2 separate regions of the Homo sapiens genome follow, and region 2 is linked to region 1. Evidence: chromatin contacts called from ENCODE Hi-C or POLR2A ChIA-PET data. All regions are on one chromosome and are shown on one strand. The core of a region is the stretch at or near the end of the contact, and the rest is flanking DNA. Distances in the headings are between cores, read along the strand shown. Region 1 overlaps NCOR1 (nuclear receptor corepressor 1). Region 2 overlaps TTC19 (tetratricopeptide repeat domain 19).

Region 1 (6,478 bases), core at 3,775-6,274:
TGGGTCTCCACACTTTCATCTTCAGCTGGTTTTGTACTTGGAACTGCTAAGGAGGGAGATGTACTGGGTGCAGTTTCCGTGGTGGGCTCAAGCTCAACCGCAGGTTCTGTGTTTCCTCGAGAAGTAGCATTTTCAGGACTGTCCTCGCTGGGCTTGACAGCTTCAACTGGTGAAGGAGAAGGAGCACTTTCTGTATCAGAACTATTTTCTGCACCTTAAAGATAATGATACAGCATAAAAATCTGATAATGAACATGTTTCAGGTGGTGATAGAAACCATGTTTGAAAGTAGTTGTTTAGGATGAATTCTACTCCTTTGATGACCTCATTGAAGTATTTACAGCCATTGAGAAGGCTAAAGTTTCCTACAGAGTATAAAAGTGAAAGATCAAATTATCTTGACCTTCTGAAACTAAAAGCATAAAGGATTTTAATGTCTGAAAATAATTTATATGAAATTGAAAAAGAACGAACAATAAAACTAAACAAAAAACATTCCTATAAATGATGACATTCTGGTGTATTTCTAGAAGCCTCTTCCTGTGAATTTCCTTTTACCCAGCTGAACTGACACTCTAGAACGGCTCCATCCAATAGACATATAATGTAATCACATCTGTAATTTTAATTTTTCTGATGGTCACATTAAAAAAGTAAGAAGAAATTGGTCAAATAATTTAAACTTTTTTTTTAATTTTTAATTTTTTGGAGATGGGGTTTTGCTCTTGTTACCCAGGCTGGAGTGCAATGGTGCGATCTCGGCTCACTGCAACCTCCGCCTCCTGGGTTCAAGCGATTCTCCTGCCTCAGCCTCCCAAGTAGCTGGATTTACAGGTGTGTGCCACCATGCCTAGCTAATTTTGTAGAATTTATTTAATTAACCCAGTATATGTGAAATATCATTTTAACATGTGATCAATAGCAAAAAATCATAAGATTATTTTTCCTTTTTTTGGGTACTAAATCTTCAAAATCTGGTGTGCATTTTACATTTTCTGCATATCTAATTTTTTTTTTTTGGAGGCAGAGTCTCGCTCTGTCACCCAGGCTGGACTGCAGTGGTGCTTTCTTGGCTCACTGCAGCCTCCGCCTCCCAGGTTCCAGCGATTCTTGTGCCTCAGCCTCCTGAGTAGCTGGGATTATAGGTGCCTGGCACCATGCCCGGCTAATTTTTGTATTTTTAGTAGAGATGGGGTTTCACCATGTTGCCCAGGCTGGTCTTGAACTCCTGACGTCAGGTGATCCGCCTGCCTTGGCCTCCCAAAGTGCTGGGATTACAGACATAGGCCACCGCACCCAGCCTGCATATCTAAATTTAAACTAGCCAAATTTCAAGTGCTCAATAGCCACAAGTGTCTAGCGGCTACCACACTGGACAGAAGGCTGTAGAATACTATTTCACAGATTTTTAATTTAATGTTGTAACAGATCTTTCCCCATATCGTTTATATTGTTCTATAATCGTTTATATTGTTCTATAAATAGACTTTCAGTGCTTTTTGACATCTTTACCTAGATATATCAAAGGCAGCACAAATTCAGTATGTCCTGTACTAGAGTTGTAATAACCACTCGCAAATCAGATTCTTTTCTAGGGTTTACTATCCAATTAAACAAAACAGAGACCAAGAAGTCATCTTTTAAACCCTCTTCTCATTTACCCCATATCCAGCCTTGACAAGGCTCACTGATTTTCTCTCTAAAAATTTCTCTTGAATCTATCCAATCCTGTTCAACTTCACAGCTAGCACTCTAGTCCAAAACCAACTCTCTTCACTCCACTTCAGACCATTCTTTACAACAAAGATAGAGTTGTCTTTTTAAAAGCCAGATTTTACCACAATAACTCACTCTCTCACTCTCATAACTTTTCAGTGGACCCCCATTACTATTAGGATAAAGTCCCAAAATTGCTGGTATGATCTGCAAGGCCTTGCCCAGTGGGCCCCCTCCAGCCTCTCCAGCTTGCACACAGCTCTCTGAATTCAAGTCACACTGGCCTTTATTTAGTTTGTTCAATGCCTCATGCATCTTCTACCACAGAGACTTTGTACATGCCATTCACCTTTACTGAAAGGCTCTTTCACCTACTTTTCCTTTGGTGATCAACTCAAACATCACATGCTTAAAAAGCCTTCTATGGGCTGGGCGCACTGGCTCACGCCTGTAATCCCAGCACTTTGGGAGGCCGAGGTGGATGGATCACCTGAGGTGAGGAGTTTGAGACCATCCTGACCGACATAGTGAAACCCCGTCTCTACTAAAAATACAAAATTAGCCACATGTGGCATGCCTGTGCTCCCAGCTACTTGGGAGGCTGAAGTAGGAGAATCGCTTGAATCCGGGAAGTGGAGGTTGTGGTGAGCCGAGATCATGCCAGCCTGGGCAACAAGAGTGAAACTCTGTACCCCCACCCCCCCAAAAAAGCCTTCCATGGTTTCCTTAACAAAGTTATATTTTGCTAATATAGTTCTGATACCACATGTACTAGTTACAGTTACAATCTTACATTTATTTACTAGAATGATTTCTGGCTATTTCTTCCACTAGGCTATAAACTCCATGAAGACAGAGATCATTTATTTTGATTATCACTTAAGTACTAGCCTGGTACACAGTAGACTCAAATACTGGCTGGATTATAAAGTACATGAATGGTTGTGAAAACCTAAGTAACCGTCTGGGAAAAAAAAATATTTTTTAATTGTATATAATAGACAGCAATATAAAAAAAACTTCTACAAATTCATCCTTTCAAATATGATGAAGTGTCAACTATGTATGTGCAGGGAGCTGTCTGAGGTACCACGGACACAGCAATTTAAGAAAACCTAAGCAGATGCTCTCATGGAGCCCATATTCTAGCGTGAAATAGACAACAGTAAATATGTGATATAGGCTGAGAGTGGTGGCTCACGCCTATAATCCCAGCACTTTGGGAAGTTAAGGCAGGAAGAATGCCTGAGGCCAGGAGTTCAAGACCAGCTTGGGCCACATAGTAAGACCTCATCTCTACAAAAAAATTAAAAAATTAGCTAGTCATGGTGGCGTACACCAGTAATCCCAGCTATTGGGAGGCTGAGGCAAGAGAATCACTTGAGCCCAAGAGGTCAAGGCTTGCAGTGAGCTGTGTTCACGCTGGTACACTTCAGCGCTGGGTTAACAGAGTGAGACCCTGTCTCAAAAAAACAAAAGAAGTGATATATCAGGTGGTGATCAGTGCAGTGACTAAACGACAAAACTGAGAAAGAAGTGGGTGAGGAGGTATTATAGAAAAAAGTGATATCTGAACAGAGGACTCAAGGAAATGAGAGAATGAGCCCTAGGCACATGGTGGGGAAGAGCATCCCAGGTAGAGGGATTAGAAAGCACAAAGGCTCCTGAAGTCGGGGTTGGTTTGCCCAGGAACAGCAAAGAGGACAGTGTGGTTGGAGCAGAGGGGGCCAACAAAAAAGCAGCTGGCAGAAAGTTCACAGAGGTACAAAGGTCAGTTCATGCAGAGCCTCATAAATTGCAGTAAGGCCTTGGGTCTTTATTTTTACTGAGATGGGAAAGTATTACAGAATTTGGACTAGAGAAGAAACATGATTTGATTCACATTTTGGAAGAATTACTTGGGCTGCTGTGGAAGAAAAAACAGAATGGACCTTGTCTCTACACAAAATAAAAAAGTACATTAGTCAGGTGTGGTGGTACACGCCTATGGTCCCAGATACTTGGGGGGATGAGGTGGGAAAATCGCTTGAGCCTGGGAGTTTGAGGCTGCAGTGAGCCACGATCGAGCCACTGCACTCCAGCCTAGGTGACACAGCGAGACCTCATCTCTAAAAATAAATAAAAAGAATGGAACAAAAAGAAGCAAGAGACTAATCAAAAAACTACTGCAATGAGGGCTCCTCAGAAGCAGGGTAGGAGCAATGGAGACAAGGATCCAATTCTAAAGAGACTAAAGAAAACCTAATTTATTGATATAGTGAAAGACCAGAGGGAAAAGCAGCTTGTGGTGGTAGAGACACATGAGTTTGCTTTGGCTGTTAACAACAAGATGGCTCTTAGGCATCCAAATGGAAATACTGTAGGTGATCAAATATATGAGCCTGGAGTTCACATGAGAGTTCAAGTCTCCAAAAAACAAACAAACAAACAAACAAACAAACAAAGACAGACAAGCAAATAATTCAGAAGAGTACCTCACATGTAGTAAGGTTTTAATATATGGCAGCCATGGCCAGGCGCGGTGGCTCATGCCTGTAATCCCAGCACTTTGGAAGGCCAAGGCAGGCGGAACACCTGAGGTCAGGAGTTCGAGACAAGCCTGACCAACGTAGCGAAACCCCATCTCTACTAAAAGTACAAAAATTAGCTGGGCGTGGTGGCAAGTGCCTATAATCCCAGCTACTCGGGAGGCTGAGGCAGGGGAATTGCTTGAACCCGGGAAGCAGAGGTTACAGTGAGCTGAGATTGCAACACTGCACTCCAGCCTGGGCAACAAGCGCGAGACTCCATCTCTAAAACAAACAAACAAACCAACAAACAAAAACGGCAGCCATTATCATTACTGAAAGATCCTACCAAAGCATTGAAAAGCTAACAAAAAGCCCAACTTAACCTTCATTTCTGTTTATATAGTGGTAGAAAGCCCCAAATCCAAGGGCAAACTAACAAGGCATTTATCTTCAAAATATTAGAAGACATGTTAGTGGTTATACAGCAGATGATATCATTTGACATAAGCACTTTTCCAATTTTCTTCTTCCAAGCCACAAAAGAGTAGGAAGGTTTCCAAGGCATAATGTTTCACCAAGCAGTAGCCAAACATGAGTATCTTTTTTTTTCCTAAAAATACAAAAAAAAACCTTAAAGAATGATGTAGAAAAAGAGAACAAGAGCAAATCCAAATTTTGGTGAAGTTTGGTCTGATTTAATTCTTCTAATCATGAAAGATACTCAAACACTCAGATGTGTTTTAGGAAAACAGATAGAGGAACCCTCCCTTCAGCAGCTGCCTTCGTTCTTCAATTGGCAAGAGACTTGCCACACAATAAACAGTGCATCTGTGCTGTCTCATTGAGATTAGGAATAAGTATGAGATCACAGGTCACATGAGCTGCATTTATGTTCTCTTCTTGACACTTTCCAAATGAAGCTAAGTCAACAGGAAGAGAGAGCCTACAATTCTACTGGGAAAATCATTTCCTCTTAATAGGAAACTCTTCTAGATGATTGAGCAGATGTGATGGTGCCACCCTACACTTGATCAGACATATATATATATATATATATATATATATATTTTTTTTTTTTTTTTTTTTTTTTTTTTTGAGACAGTCTCGCTCTGTCGCCCAGGCTGGAGTGCAGTGGCGTGATCTCAGCTCACTGCAAGCTCCGCCTCCCAGGTTCACACCATTCTCCTGCCTCAGCCTCCCGAGTAGCTGGGACTACAGGCGCCCGCCACCATGCCCGGCTAACTTTTTTTTGTATTTTTAGTAGAGACGGGGTTTCACCGTGTTAGCCAGGATGGTCTCAATCTCCTGACATCGTGTTCCGCCCTCCTGGGCCTCCCCAAGTGTTGGGGTTACAGGCATGAGCCACTGCGCCCGGCCCAGATAGACATATTAATACCAGACTTGGGCTTTGTTATGGACTGCATTGTGCCCCTCCCCACCAAAATTCTTCTGTTGGAGCCCTACCCCCCAATGTAACTGTATTTGAAGACGAGGCCTTTAAGGAGATGACTAAGGTTAAATGAGATTATAACAGTGGGCTCTAATCCAGTAGGAGTTGTCTTCATATGAGGAAGAGACACCAGGAGTGCGCACACCCAAAGGAAAGGCCATGTAAGGACAAAGTAACAAGGCGGTTAGCCATCTGCAAGCCACAAAGACAGCCCTCATCAGAAAGCAACTGTGCCAGCACCTTGACCTTGCACGTACAGCCTCCAGAACCGTGAGAAAATTAATTTCAGTTGCTGCAGCCACCCAATCTGTGGTATTTTGTTATGGCAGCCCAAGGAGATTTATTAACCTCCAGCCTTCATTAACATTTATAACCCCAGGGAATACTAGCCACCAGAAACAAACCCATTAAAACCAAGAGACTCTGACAACCTCTCTAGAAGTGCCATTAACACACCAAACTACCTTCCCTGTTTGCAGCACTCTTACCCTACCCTCGGGTGGGACTTCTCTAATACTCTCTCTACTCTTGTAAAGATGACCTCATTTTTCACAAACCCTCCCAAAAACAAGTTTAAGGTTAGGGGTTGTTCAAAGCCAAAACCCATTTCAATACAAGTTTAAGTTTAAAAGACAACAAGAATAATCTATAGGAAAAAAAAAACATGGAATCTAATATTACTAAACCTGGAGGATGTACAACTTTTAAAGCTTATACAAAATAAAGACCCTACACAGAAAAGAGATACAACTCTAATTACACAAACTTTAAACAAAAGTAATTGAAAAGGAAAACAAAAAGA
Region 2 (5,637 bases), core at 9-2,508, 78 kb before region 1:
GTGCTGGTGAAGCTTTATGACAGGAAGTATCATTTTGTCAGACATTTCTTAGTGTCAGCACACTATACCGATCATTTTCAGAAACCTGGGATGACAGGTGTATTACACATACCACCATTCATGAAATCTTGGGCTCATCAAAGTCCTCAGGATATACTGGAAAGGGCCGTTAGGAATCCCACAGCATTCAGTGGAGTTCCAGCCTGTCAGATGGGGATGAAATGAGGCAGCACCAGCTTGTCGCTTCATAAGCACACAGTAAATTAGCCCTATATCTGCATTCATGCTCTCTCTTCAGAATCACCTTGAAAACATACACTTTCTTCTTACTGTCCCTTCTCTCTGGGTTATTTTAGAACGATATACACAAGCAAAAGAGATCTACCAGGAAGCACTGAAGCAAGCAAAGCTGAAAAAAGATGAAATTTCTGTACAACACATCAGGGAAGAGTTGGCTGAGCTGTCAAAGAAAAGTAGACCTTTGACAAATTCTGTCAAGCTCTAAATCCATTTTTGTGTAGGGAGAATAATGTCTAGTAATGTGGAAGAATAGCTATCATTCCTGTCTCTGTGGCACCCGATCAATGGCTTAAATCTGTCGTTTTTGATATTCAGGTTTCCTCAATTTAGCCTTAGTGAAGGAGGGGTTGTACACACTGCCATTTTTGTATTTTAAAGGAAAAATGACTTTCATTCCCAACTGATTATGACCTTTCAGGATGTCGTCAAGTGATGCTTTCAGTTGTAACACGTGACTTGGTGCTGTCCCTGCTGGTCTAAGTAGAACTGTAGATTCATATGGGCTGGTGTTCCTGTGCGCTGTGGGTGTGGTGATTCAGCCTGGCATTTCTACCATAAGTTTTTGGTCTGCTGATTTGCTGCCCTGTCTTCTCTTACTTTACTTTATCAATACCTGGCAAACTGACCAGAATTACCTTCCTCATGGCAAAGGGGGATTATGGTGAATTGTTGTTCTTATAGTCTGTTTCATGAAGCACAAGTGGAATTTAATACATAAAAGAGAAAAATATCTTAGTTTGCTACCAGCATCCAGCATGAAGTTGTAAAGTGGGGATTAGGCACGTGACAGTATAGCACCCATTTGAATTTAAATAAAAGTGAACCATATTTATCTGGTTATATAAAACTAAAAATGGGGGTGTTTATATAAAACTAAAAACTAAGAATGATGTAACCTTTTGTCTGTGTTATCTGAACACTCTACTTCCTTTGCAGCCTTAGTCACACAACTGAGTCATCTCAAGTACTCTTTAAGGACACACAGCCCAGGCTGTTCTGAGTCAGAATAGGCCCCTACAGGTATATTTTAAAACTCTTCGTAATTCTAATGTGTACTGCTGGTATAGCTGAACTACTGACCTGGATCTTAGTCCTAGCCTTTTTGCTTTTGCAATTTCAGTATCTTCATCTCTAAACTAGGGAAACACTGGGATTCTTTCTTAGCTGTGGGGGAAGGTATTTGGTTAGATGACTTTGAATGAATAGACTGCTGTGCTGAAAGAGCTTTATCACACTGTCTCAAAGTATGTAAAGATACATAGGTGGATGCTCTTACTGCAGCAGTCATGAATACATTTTTAGCCATTTACCTAAGGAAAAAGACAGTTTTTCTAGGTACCATGAAGGAAGATTGACCCTGTTGGTATGCCTGTGGGGGTGGGATGTGAGTGGGACTGATAAACTGATACTTTTGGTTCGTATGTACATACTGGAAGAATCTTCATAATAAATGAGACTACACAACAATATTGTATGTATCCCAGTAATCTTTGCATTTCTCAAAAAAAAAAAAAAAAAAAAAAAAAAAACTTTCTGAAGAAAATAAAAACACCAGAAACCTTGAGGTCCAAATCCTCAGGGATTAGACTAAAACTAGAGTTTTGTATGTTGCAGATGTAAATTTCTTCCTATTTTCTGTCTAATCTCATATTATTTACCATGCAGCTAATGCCGTTTACCAAGTCTAGCTCAGAGAGATAAGATACAATATAAATCAGACTGTTTCAGTAGAAACCAGTATTAACGTATGGTGATTTCTTAAAAAAATTAATGTCAACCACTCACCTTTTGCATTGAGAATGTTTTTACCTTTTCACAACTGCAGGGGTTACTGAAAGGTTTTTCATTCCAAGTTTTATTTATTTATTAATTTTAAATCATCCACAGTGACTCAGCTCATGGTCTCGTTGTTGGAAACACTAGGAGTTTTCAGGACAGTCTCTTCATGTGGGTGTTTTCATTACAGTTCATTTACACTGTTGTAAAATAAGGTACTGAAGCAAAAGGAGGACTGATCTCCTTTACTGATTGGTCTAAATTCAAAAGTGAATTGGTTAAAATCGTGTCATTAAAATTTTTTAACTGTCCAATGGTCACTGGAGTTTTCTGGGCATAAATATTTTTAAAATAGAATCACTCAGTGTACCAAAATTAAAAGCATTATGAAATTTGCAGTCATAAACATGCAGTGGAAAACTGGCTGTCAGAATACTTTTATGAAGAGTATTAGGAAGACCTTAATTTAGTTCTGGGTGCTAAAAAAATCACGTGTAAGGATATAGTGTCAGAACACTGAAATCTAAGTCTACAAAGAATATCATGTTTTGGTTTGCAGTGAACCACAGTAAGTTGTCAGTGCTGCTCTGTGCTTACCACTTAAATCATGATAAGGTGAACCTCCATAGGTAAACCATGTGAGAATTCTGTCCTTTCATTTATTTTGAACCAAGAACTATTATTGGATTTTAACTCTCATTCTGAGATTTCTTCTCCAGGTGATGGTAAATAAAGTAATACGCACATGCATTATGATGAGGATGGAGGGAGTGGTTCACAGCACCTCACCTTCGGGTCCTCAGGTAGAACTGCAAGAGTAAGAAGTTAGGCTCTGATCTGACATGTTCTCAGAAACTATACGGTTGACCTTCAAATAATGCAGGAGTTAGGGGCATAGACCCCCTAAGTAGTCAAAAATCCACATCTAACTTTGACTCCTCCAAAACTTAACTACTCATGGCCTACTGCTGACCAGAAGTCTTACGGATAACATAGTCGATTGACACATATTTTGTATATGTATTATATACTGTATTCTTACAATAAAGTAAGCTAGAGAAGAGAAAATGTTTGTTAAGATTATAAGGAAGAGAAAATATATTTACTATTCATTAAGTGGAAGTGGATCATCATGAAGGTCTTCATCCTTGTCATCTTCATGTTGAATAGGCTGAGGATGAGAAGGGGTTGGTCTTGCTATCTTGGGTGGCAGAGGTGGAAGAAAATCCATGTATAAGTGGACCCACACAGTTCAAACCCGTGTTGTTCAAGGGTCAACTGTATTCTGACTCAGAATAGCTTAAGACCCTCAGGGTCATAGAAAAATACCATCATAATCTCTTTTATGGTAGGTTGGCAATATAAATTATTAACAAACTCTAAAATATTACCAGTACCTGAAAAAAAAAAATTCAGCAGAAAACTGTGAAGTGGAACATTTAGTCACTGTTTTTCATTCATTTTGAAATTTTTATATGTTTACATATATCTGTTGTAAAAAATACCAACTTTCCAAGTACTAGGAATGCTGACCACTAAGCCTGATCTAAAGTTTATGTTGGGGACCTCAGGTATACAGGAGTGGAACAGGGACAGGAGTGAAAGCTTTGACTGAAGACAAATGTGGGCTTATGGCCTATCTCTGTCACTAATTTAACTATATGGGCAAAGTACTAAACCTGTGTCTTCATCTGTAACATAGGGATTAGACACCAGTGATAGGAGGGTCTTGGTCAGTAGCTAATCACAGAGCTGCTTCCTTAAAAGCCTTGAGTACTTTTGTTTAAAAGTTTAGGTCTACTTGAAAGTCTGTAAAGTGCTAATTTTTATCATCCTGAGAGATCTGTTTCTCCCCTTTCCAGTTACCAGTGGCATTCTCCCAAAACTGTTAGTATCTATGTTATAGAAAGATACTTAAATGCTATGATAAATTGTATGAAAAAAACTTTAAAATTCAGCAAGCAATTCTTAATGAAAGATAAAACTGGCCCTCTAGTACCATAATTAGTTTAGAATTCAGTCTTTTAAATTATTTGCACCTTGAGACTCTGTGAAATGAAAACATTTAACAGTAAACTCTTGTCCCAAGGGAGCAAAGTGAGAGTAAATGCTGGTCCATAGTGATGGGGAAAAAGGACTGTGTTCACCATGAGTTTTTCAGGATGCAGCATAAAGCTTATCTAAATACTACACAGATCATTATCTTTTAACCCAACCAATCATATATTCAAACTAAGGGAAAAATATGTAAGCTTTTCCTTTGGAACCTGAGACACCAGGAGCCTTAAACCACAAATAATCTACTGTAGCTATGGACAGGGTAGTCAAATTTATTTCAAAACAAAAGCTTTGTTGGGCTGCATCAAATGCAGGAGAAAAGGAATACTTAGGGGCATGGTTAAATTACCAGTGTGCGTAACAGTGAGGTATGCCTCAAATAAGCCTTTAAAACTTTATAAACTGAACTAGAACATACCCATGCAGTAATATTTTTTCAGTGCTACTAATGAAAAAAAAAAATTAAAGCCTGCACTGGAAATTTACAATATGGCAGAATTTGTTACTTTTACCTTTTGACCCTAATGTACAGATTTTATGACAGGGTCTGTGTTAAAAATCTAAACATTTTCACAAGATTTTAAACATCACTGGAAAGCTGAATTTAGAGGAAACAATATCAGATAAAAGTACAATGCCCGTGACAGCCAACATTATGTAACTGGGCTGTATGAGGTTGTTTAGAAGGCTAGGGTTAAAAAGATAGATAGACAAAAAGATTTTTAAAAATCACCCCCAAAGTTGATGCGCTGATTTGAACATAAGTACACCAGATACTACAGCAAGGGGATATACACTGCAAAAAGGTCATCTATTTACAGAAGAGTGATTTAAAGACATTATGGTTTTCTTTACAGATGTAAGAACAGCAACTGTTCACTTTTTAAAAACTCTACATCTCAACCCTCCACTATTATTATAGTCCACTGAATTGCCTGTATCAAAGGCAGTTTTTTGTTTGTTTTTTTCCCATTTGACTCTCCAAATGAACTTCCATCATTTCTTCATCATCTGTGGGCTGGCTCTCCTGAAAAGTCTCAGGGAATAAGTCACAGGAGGGCAGGTTTTTGACCTGCTACTAAAAATTAAACCACAAAAACTAGAGATCCCTCTCCTGCACCCTGTTCCCCTCACTTTGTGCAGTTCAGTCATCACTATCCGACAGGGTCTCGTACTGTGCTGAGAGCAGTGGGGCAGGCTCTCGCTCCCAGATCCTGTTCTGTTGGTGAGGAGCTGCTTGGTTCACCGCAGAGGGAGCACATGCAATCGGTGTTGGTGGAGTACTGCTGAGCATCCGCATAGTCAGAGGGTTATAAGGAAACTGAGTTGAGCCTGACAAAAGAAAAATTAGGTTTTCATTGTCATGAACATAACTGGTATTTCATCCAATCCAACTTTTGTAGGATGGAGTAGAATAGGATTATTGTAAAATGGTCATGTGACACCATGAAAGCAAAATGAATACAACACGGAATGGCCAAAGTCTCACCACTTAAATCCTAG

The links. Hi-C counts contacts between places; a loop is a spot of excess contacts on that map. ChIA-PET counts read pairs that join two places held with the same protein, here RNA polymerase II (POLR2A). Pooled maps may share reads with other maps.
Region 2: POLR2A ChIA-PET joins it to region 1 with 16 read pairs in activated naive CD4-positive, alpha-beta T cell. The contact joins two enhancer-like sites. A Hi-C loop is called at or near these places in 2 of 168 maps with a recorded cell type or tissue (HepG2 and left colon) and 1 of 50 pooled maps. POLR2A ChIA-PET finds 5 or more read pairs at or near these places in 7 of 52 experiments (CD8-positive, alpha-beta T cell, T-cell, activated CD4-positive, alpha-beta T cell and 4 more).

Annotation. Positions count from the first base shown.
Region 1 is chr17:16,101,592-16,108,069 of GRCh38, forward strand. NCOR1 (nuclear receptor corepressor 1) reads right to left here. Exons shown (of 46, transcript NM_006311.4): 20 at 1-166. Among named protein-coding and RNA genes, the nearest start is that of SNORD163, 48 kb to the right of the region's middle. Within about 2 kb of position 5,025, at least 4 of the 41 ENCODE cell types and tissues checked have a DNase peak (open chromatin) inside an H3K27ac peak, as active enhancers do.
Region 2 is chr17:16,027,018-16,032,654 of GRCh38, forward strand. TTC19 (tetratricopeptide repeat domain 19) reads left to right here. Exons shown (of 10, transcript NM_017775.4): 10 at 357-2,387. The coding sequence ends at 505. NCOR1 (nuclear receptor corepressor 1) reads right to left here. Exons shown (of 46, transcript NM_006311.4): 46 at 2,140-5,466. The coding sequence ends at 5,279. Among named protein-coding and RNA genes, the nearest start is that of TTC19, 30 kb to the left of the region's middle. RefSeq lists a silencer at 1,170-1,219. Within about 2 kb of position 1,259, at least 8 of the 41 ENCODE cell types and tissues checked have a DNase peak (open chromatin) inside an H3K27ac peak, as active enhancers do.